Linked DNA regions of Mus musculus: region 1 is linked to region 2. Evidence: chromatin loops called from intact Hi-C (ENCODE). Cell type or tissue: heart. All regions are shown on one strand. Links, peaks and the distances in the headings refer to the core of each region. The heading gives the core; the rest is flanking DNA. Region 1 overlaps Mob2 (MOB kinase activator 2). Region 2 holds the start of Tollip (toll interacting protein).

Region 1 (4,387 bases), core at 211-4,210, 140 kb after region 2:
TGGCCAAAGAAAGCCTTCTCAAAGCCAAGCTTGCCCAAATCGCTCTTGGATCCAAGTTTTCAACACCCCTCTTGACCCATTTCCTGCTGATAAAGCATAATAAAACCTAGGTGGGAAATTTATAATAGGCTCATTCAGTTCTCAATGCCTAAGTCCAAGAAGCTGGCATCTGGTGAAGGCCTCCATGCTATGGCATTCATAGCAAAAAGCAGAAGGGTAAAAAAGGAAAGAACAAACAGGAATATTGCCTATGCATAATACTAGCATGAGCACACTTAAACCAGAGCAGTCCTTTTTTGCTCTGACTGCTCAGGCTTGGGGTCTCTATGGCCTCCCATGACCTACAGGTGCTAGCATACACAGCCCTTCTTCAAATCCCAGAATTTGCTGTACCCTCTGCCCACAGGTTCCCACTGCTCCTGAAGGTCTTTATGACTCTTCCCAAGGTTACTCAGGAATACTATCCTCCTTGTCTTGCCTGGTCTATAGGCTGTTGACATCTGAATCCTAAAGAAGGATCCAAACAGCAGAGGGACAATGGCATAGGTTCAAGCGTTTACAAATCAACCTCAAGGAGATGTCTACTCTACTCAAAAATAGTACTAAAAGGCAAGGAAGAAAATATACACAACTGGGGTGGGAGAACAAAAGGCCAACAAACAAAAGGAAAAAAAAAGAAACAACTAAAGACAATGACTATCACCATCCTCCATCACAGCAGGCCAGGTATTCCCTGCCCAGAGTCCACCTCACAGAATGCTTCAGCATGCAAATCATGAACACCCATGAACCAAAAAGTCTGTTTTTTTTTTAAGTAATTCATCACAAACATCTAAACTCATAATAACTTACAAATAATGAGGCTGAATGAAGCACTGATTTTAGAATGACACATCAGAAAGAACAAGATGGCCCTTACCTTCATGAAGGCTATAAGATTGCTCTTCTACAAATACAGCAGCTGGTGAAGTAGGAGGTCCATGTAGTAGGAGGTCTGGGTATATCAGGGGTATCAATCCCCTCTCAGGTAGACTCTAGGGCATCCAGAGGAAGCCTGTACTGCAGATTCCCATGCACGACAGATGGGTTGGCTCCACATCTGCCCTACTTCTTAGTCAGCAAACAGGCCTATGGCAGAGCCTTTGTTCCACACCTATCCCATAATAAGTGTCACTACTGTGACCCTGAAGGTCAGGGACTCCATCATGCCTAAGTCCATGGACCACACCAGAGTCCTGGCTTAAGGCTTCAGAACTGATGTACTTGGGCTGGGGATACAGCTCAGTAGCAGGGTACTTCCTTAACATGCACAAAGGTGTGGGTCCCACCCCCTACCCCTCGCCCAGCACCAAAAGGGGAAAAAAAAGGAAGAAACTAAGAAAACAAAACCATAACTGTTTCCAAGGTGATTTGTTCCAACGACTAAATGACACCCAGCTATGTTCTCTCTCCCCTGGGTAGAGCTGTCAATCATTGTCTTGCCAAAATATACAGGGAAGGATGCAGCAAACCAGGTCATTGAAGATGACACACACAAATTCATCATAGCTTAACACTGTGTACCTACCTCATATCCAACACACACAAAATTCTGCAACCACTTTTAGGTGGTCTTATGGCTCCCTTTCCCTCCGGTGCAAAGTCACCAGCCACAATTCTGGCAGTGACATGACCCCCAAACCCACGGCAATCTGTGAGAGGGGATAATAGCAGACCATAATCTTTAAGCAGGATTGCTATCTAAATAGGGTCAATGATGTAATAAATTAAAAGCCCTTCCTCTAGACATCCCTTCCAAAAACAAAAAACAAAACAAACAAGCAAACAAACAGCCCCTACATGGCATTCCCTATAAAGAGCCAAGAGGACCAGACATAAACAGAATGGACATGTCCCCATGGCTATCCTTACGCTCTTGAGATGTAGGAGTGGTCAAAGGCAACCTGAAACCATTAAAACAAAGATCAGTAATGAGGATGGTGGGTCAAAAGTGATCCAATTAGAATACTCTCTTTTGCCCACTGGACTGTCAGAGATGAAAATGCTAGTGTCTCCCTAAGCTGGCACAGAGGAGCACTCAGATTCTCCCACCACTCCTGGGACAAGGCACAACTGGTCTTAGGGCATGGCTCCTGGGTCCCACGTGCATGTGTACAGACACACCTAAGGGCGTAGGCTGCTAGGCACTAGCCCCAATGGCAGCTCTGCACTTGGTATTGGATATGCTCTTACTATGCAGAGCTTCCTCCAGCCTTCTCTCATTAACCCCACAGCAACTCAGGAGAGTCAACCAACCACACAGTAAAATCACAAAAGAGTAACTGTTCTTTGTACTGTGAACAGGATCACTGTGGGGCCCTAAGTGGTCAAGAGTGCCCTCTAGTGGAGACAAGGGCTAGCCTAGCCTAGCCTAGCCTAGCCTAGCCTAGCCTGCATGCAGTTACATCATGGTGTGGGGGTAGGATGAGACATATAGGGATGGGACATACTAACATGTGGATAAATAGCCAGTTCTTCTCAATCAGCTTTGGTGGGTTCCACGTGGGCTGCCTCGGTCTGGGCCAGCAGGTTCCAGGCCTACAATTCTTTGAGGTCTTCAGAAAACTAGAGAGCACAGGCACTGCAACACAGTGGTTGCAAGGTCCTGAAGGAGCAATAATTTCTTGGGCATTGCCTCCACAGAGGCCCTCCATGCAGGCCAGGTGAGCTCTGCAGAACCAGACTTCCTGGGCTCATCAACCTCTGTGATTCACCTTCGTACTTGTGATAATGGCTCAGGTGTGTTCAAGAGAGCAGAATATAGCACTTTTCTAGAAATCTGGCAATAGCCCAGGACACCCTTGGCTGAAAATGGAAAGGCTATCGATACTTGAAGAATGTCTGGACAGATTGGCATAGTATTTCAAATTTAACAGAACTCTAGTAGAGGGGACTTGTCTAGACAGCTTGCTGTGAACATGAAGAAGAATTTTCCAGCTGCCAGACAGATGATGTCAAATACTAGCTGCATTGACAGGGCCATCCCTGTTTTATGCCCCAGACAAGCCTAATCCAACAAGCCACCTCTGTACCAGTACCCAGCTCTTCTGCTTACAGAGATACACACCTACAATCCACCTGCTGTCTCTCATCCTCTGGCCCTGCACCCTACTCCTGACCATGCAGGCCTTCTTGTGTTCACTTCTCTGTGTTCCTTCTTTACTACACCCTTACTCAGCTTACTCTTGCCTTAGGGCCTGGCTGGACCTTGCCTATGCTCACTGCCATCTGCCATCTCTCTGCCTAGGTAGCTCATTCCACAGAGAACAATGAGAGGCTGCCTCTACAGTAGATGTAAGGGATGTGATCATAGCTCCAATAAGCCATACTTATGAGATAGAATCCTCCCTGTGTCATCAGAGTGCTCTTGCAAAAACACAAATATAGTCATGCTGAAACCATGAAGGCTGCTGTTTTAGTGCCTGCTAGGTATCTAAACCCCTCGACATGTGACCTTCACTTGTTTTGGAAAACTGTATCTAGTTTACCCCCCACCCCCTCTATACCTTCCAAACTTTCCTGATCCAGGCTTCCATTTTCAGGGAGGGTTTAAGTGATGATGTCCATCTAGTATATGCATTACTTGTACCCTGAAGTAAATACTGAGTCAAGGCTCAAGAAACATACTTGGGCCACTTTGCAGACTGCAGACAGCAACAGGGAGCCTGAACAGGGCTGAAGGACATATACATGAGGATACAGTAGATACCAGAGCTGAGCAGACCACAAAAAATGGCTCAAGATGGAAGGAACATGGTGTTCATAAGTATAGTGAAAGCTATAACAGGTGACAGACCTTCAGTCCAAAGTGCTTACAGATATATGAATCTTAAACTGGCACTTCTGAAAGACAAGTAGGGTTGGCTTCTTCATTCTGAGAGTTGGCCAACTGAGGAAAAAAACAAGCATATACCCTGGCTTTCTTGGGGGTGCCAGGCAGGCACGAGAGACACTTCTTCACAGATAACTACCTAGTGAGAAAAGCAGGGAAGTATCCTGCAGTGTCCAGAACAAAGACTTCGCAGATGCTGCCATCGATCAGTGGCTGAGAGCACCACCATAATTGAGGAAGCACCTACAATGGTGAAAAAGTCTAGGCCTTTGCTAAGGTACCTATGGAACAGTTAGCCCAAGCACAAATACTGTGAAAGACATAGTCCAGATGACGTCATAGAGCAAAACCTGTTTCCTCAACAGAGAAGTACAGAGACGGTGCTCTTACAGCTCAGACGGCATCTGGCAACACCAACAGAGCCACCCATGGGATTTATCTGGGTCTCAGATGGGAGGGAGGGATAAGCAAAGGGAAAGAAAAAGGAGTGGAAAGCTGGAAGAGGAACAGATATAT
Region 2 (4,387 bases), core at 104-4,103:
CCTGTGCTCCACACCTGTGGCTCAGTGTCCAGTTACTCTAAATATTGTGACCACTAATACTATGATGAAGATATGCATATCCCAAATAAACCTTGAGATACCCGTCACTTATGACAAGTTCTTACAGCCCAAAGTTACAAGTCATGAAAACCTAAAACCACTCAGCTGTCTATGTTGTATTTCTATGACTACATTCTCCCAGGAACTCTGGGCAAGTAGAAAGATCAAACGTCAGGATTTGACTCCACAGATTCTGCTAGTATCAACATCATCTGACACTCCCAATTACTCATCACTGTGTAGGTTATTGCAGCTCTGTACAACACCAGAGTTTCTCTAAGCAACAGGGAAAGATAGCTTCTTACTCATGACAGACATGGAGTTCACCATCAGATGAATTCAAACTCAGCCTGAACCACAAGAGATAAGGACACTCTCAGACCACACGGTAAGAAAGGGTCCACTCTCCTTGGCCATGTGTCCACTTGGCAGGGGATATGAAAAGGGCAAAGCTCTGTCTCCCTTTCTCCTCTGGCAGCCACCATCAATCTTCTATAGTTTGCTGAGACACCGTGAGGATGAAGAAGGGTTGATGAACATGAAAGTAACTCCAACATTGGAAATCTCCATCCAAGTTTGACAGTGGCTCAGGAGATCTGGCTTCAAAGCCCTCCTAAAAAGCATCTAACAAGCCTGAGGCTTTCTTCAAAGTCAGGAAATCAGTAATCTATCCCAAGGAGTTACCTGTTACACACACACACACACACACACACACACACACACACACGCACACACACACACACAATCAACACCAAGCTGTCAGGGTGAAAAAACTCTGGGAAACCACAGGCTTTGCAGGCACACTCAATATTAACTTCAGGGGAAAAGGCACTGAGGTGCTGATCAGAACAATGTTCTACTCCACACAGCCACAGTTGGCTAACAACATCCCACCCACACCAGTCTCAGGGAGCTACTGGGAGGCCATACACACTAGGGGAGGTGAGACAGGTAGTATAATAGAACCCAAGACAATCCTGAAGAGACAACCCTGTTGGGTCTTCCAAGTTCTCTGCTCCCCTCTCCTCGTTTATAAATGAAGAAATTGAGGCTTGAAAAGGTAGCCACTAACTAAGCTCAAGAGGTAGTACCCTATTTTCTATAGATGTTAGGGAGAAGAGGAAACTGTCACAAGTAAGGACAGACTACAAAGTGGGATCTTTCACCATTTCTGAAACCAAGGAGACCAGGTTATCTCTCTCCTTTGGGGGACCAAAGGTGTCCGACTCCACTCCTCTGAGAGACGGGGAACCAAGGCACCTCTCAGTTTGGGAAATTAATGTAGTCAGTACCACTCTCAATCTGGGAGACCAAGAGTCAGGGCTTGTGTCCATCTGGGAGACCAAGCAGGTGATAGATCTGAGAACGTAAGGGGTTCAGGGCCCTTTCTATCTGAGGAACTAAGGGAAGTCGGGGTCCCACTCCATCTGGGGACCAATGGGGTAAGGTTTCTTCTGTGTAGAGGAACCCTATTCAGGGCCTCCACCCAGGAGGACCACGGGAGTCAGGATCCCTCTCCATGAAGGAGGCCAGGAGCTTCAGGGCCCGTGGGCATCTGGGGAACCATCAAATTCTGCCTTCCTCCACCCCAGATGTCCGATAGACGAGAGTCGCTGCTCCGGGTGGGTACCCGAAGGTAGGACCCGCGAAGCCCCGGGACGGAAGAGCAACCCGCGAGGGGCCCCGTAAAAGACTGAGGAGTCCGACCCCAGGCTCCACTGCCCCAGCCAGGCTCTGGCCCAGAGCACTCACCGGCCCGCGCTGCGTGCTGACGGTGGTCGCCATGGTGCTGCGGCGGCCCTCTGCCTCGCCAACTGCACAGAGACCCGCCGGGAGAGCTCTTCCGCTCCCACCACAAGCTGCGTCGCCGACCGTTGTCCCGCGAGGCAATCGGCTCTTCAGTCAGCTGACAGTCGCCCCGCCCCGCCCCACCCCGGCGTTCCCAAAGCACAGAGCTTGGCAATAGCTGGCCCCGCCCCTTCCGGCTAATCCGCGCACGCGTGTTCCGACCTCAGGGGGAAATGGGTCTCCCGTACACGCCTGCGCAGTGGCTCCCTTCGGGCGCTCAGCAGCCCGTTAAAATGGCTGTCAGACTGTTTGCGCATGCCTAAACCTGAACACTCTCCTGCGGGCAGAAGCCTGCTCACCCAGTCGCATACACCTAGAACAGGGACGCACATCTCAATTCGGTCGAGTTGCCACAGCGTCTAGTCACCTAACTGGAGATAGCTGTGATACCACCGCTTGCAGGTGCGTGATCCGCTTGGAGAAAACTGAGGTTTGGCTGCCTGAGCGAAAAAAAAAACAGATGGCAGTAGAACCAGCTACCCTCAAGCTCTTGAATTACCTCAAAATTCTGTGGGAGGGAGAACATTTATATTTAAATTTTAAAAGAAGAAACCAAGCTGAAGGAGAGACAAGAGTGGGACGGAAAACTTCCACCAGCCTTGGATTTGCTAAATGAATGGAGAGATGAAGATCTGTCCCTAGGAAACCCGGGCCACCCACTCTTGCCTTTTCAGAGCACTCTCTTCAGAAGAATACTTGGCCAGATAGAACCAGGGTAGTTCCTATAAGGAGTTTACCCTATGGTGGTCACCAGTCTGTAGGTCCCCTTTTACTTGTGCGGCAATAGACTTGGTACTGTCTAGGAGTACCAAGAACATTTCCTCACTCACACCATGTTCTCTTGTGTTCCTTTCATCTTTAAGATTACATCTTCCAACTCTAGTGACAGTCTCTACCTTGGCATAACATGGGACTGCATCTGGGCTCTGTTCCTGGACACTGATCTATATCCAGTTCTCACCGGTCTCTAGCTCCTGTTGCCCAAACTGTCATCTCTATGCTGATAAAGCTAAGACACAAAAGACTATCCATTGTGGCAGACAGAGTTTTAAAGAGACCCCTGATCTCTCCTGGTGTCCACATCCCTGCTCAATCCTTTCTTCTTGGTTATAGACAAAACCTGTGACTTGTGTCTAAACATGCAGCAGACAACCTGTTGTATAAAATTATATCTGGATAGCACAATAGGATCCCCTTGTGACTAAGACCACACATATGGCCTCTGATGAATCCCAAATCCTTCAGTACTAAGCAGTTTAAAAAAGACACACACCACCACCAACAACACCAAGGGGGAATTGTTCCCAAGAAAAAACTTTATCTCATAAAATGCTTCAGTACGTTCCTGAAATCAGTTCAAGCCCTGGCACAGTCTGTCAGAGCAGAACCACAGCATTTGTTCTTCCTTGACTTAAAGCTCTCTCATGGTGGGGATCACGTGGCTGGACATAATCTTACTTGTTTCTACTAGATTTGCAGCAGATAGAAACTCTGGTATAGGTGGACTATGATAAAATTCACCTAGGTTACTTTGCAGAAACTTGAAAACTAGCTCTGCTGCTAGTACTGACTCCACTCAGCAGAGAGGTTATGGGTAACAGAAAATGGATGAAAGGCTTAGCATCTCTGTGTTCATCATCTTGTATTTGTCCCCTTTGTTGCCTTCACTCTTGACTCGGATTTGTAGTGCTTTTCTATTGATGGGATAAGACCAAGGTAACTTACAGAAGAGTTTAATTTAGACTTATGGTTTCAGAAGGTTAGAGTCCATGATGGTGGAGCAGAGATAGCAGGTGGCTGGAGCAACCACTGAGAGGCAAGCAGGAGACAGAGACATATTAGGATTGGGATCAGTCTTTTGAAACCTCAAAGTCTTTCCCTAGTGACATACCTCCTCCAACAAGGCCACACCTCCTAACCCTTCTCAAATACACCACTGAGGATCAATTAATCCAATGTGAGCCTATGGGCTCAACTGCCACAAGATGCTACTCAACTCTGTATGGAGACACACAGAAACTCTGAGAAATGTGTTGTTGCTGGGTACAGTGGCACATATCTATAATCCCGATCATTAGGAGGCTGAGATGGGAGCAGGACTGGGAAATTGAGGCCAGCCTGGTCTACAAACCAAAGGGTGAAAAGCAGTTATGTCCAAGACCACAGGGCTAACTTGGACATTGGAGCAGGTATGTGCTTCCTCTTGCCAAGCATAGTGACTTAATTATCTGAGGTTCTATGACCTTTTAAGGCTCAGACCAAATCACAAGGCCAGGATGTTTAAGCAAGACACTGATACCAGTTCTAAACGTAACTTAAAATTTCCTAGATTAAATCAACTAAGTAAATTCGAAGGCCAGAATACTTTTTCACAAGAAGGAAAACATGCCCATGGACATCGAAAAATTACCAAACTTTAGTCTTTCCCAGGAAAAACAATCAATAAAAGCCTGCTGCCACTTTAGTTGAGTGAGCAGCC

Evidence for each region. Peaks named below come from ENCODE experiments on the same cell type or tissue, not always from the same donor. Only the 100,000 strongest peaks of a DNase experiment are listed, where the experiment ranks them.
Region 1: a loop joins it to region 2, with 2.1 times the contacts of the local background. A loop is called at or near these places in 1 of 42 quality-filtered maps.

What each region holds. Positions count from the first base shown.
Region 1 is chr7:142,035,589-142,039,975 of GRCm38, forward strand. All of the region lies in intron 1 of Mob2 (MOB kinase activator 2), which reads right to left. Among named protein-coding and RNA genes, the nearest start is that of Mob2, 23 kb to the right of the region's middle. In heart, for the core only: a CTCF peak has its summit at 2,397 (motif pointing left); no DNase peak of the experiment used is centred there.
Region 2 is chr7:141,900,464-141,904,850 of GRCm38, forward strand. Tollip (toll interacting protein) reads right to left here and starts at 1,998. Exons shown (of 6, transcript NM_023764.4): 1 at 1,813-1,998. The coding sequence starts at 1,845. In heart, for the core only: no CTCF peak of the experiment used is centred there; a DNase peak (open chromatin) is centred at 2,048; H3K4me3 peaks cover 1,979 bases; H3K27ac peaks cover 1,790 bases; H3K27me3 peaks cover 1,227 bases.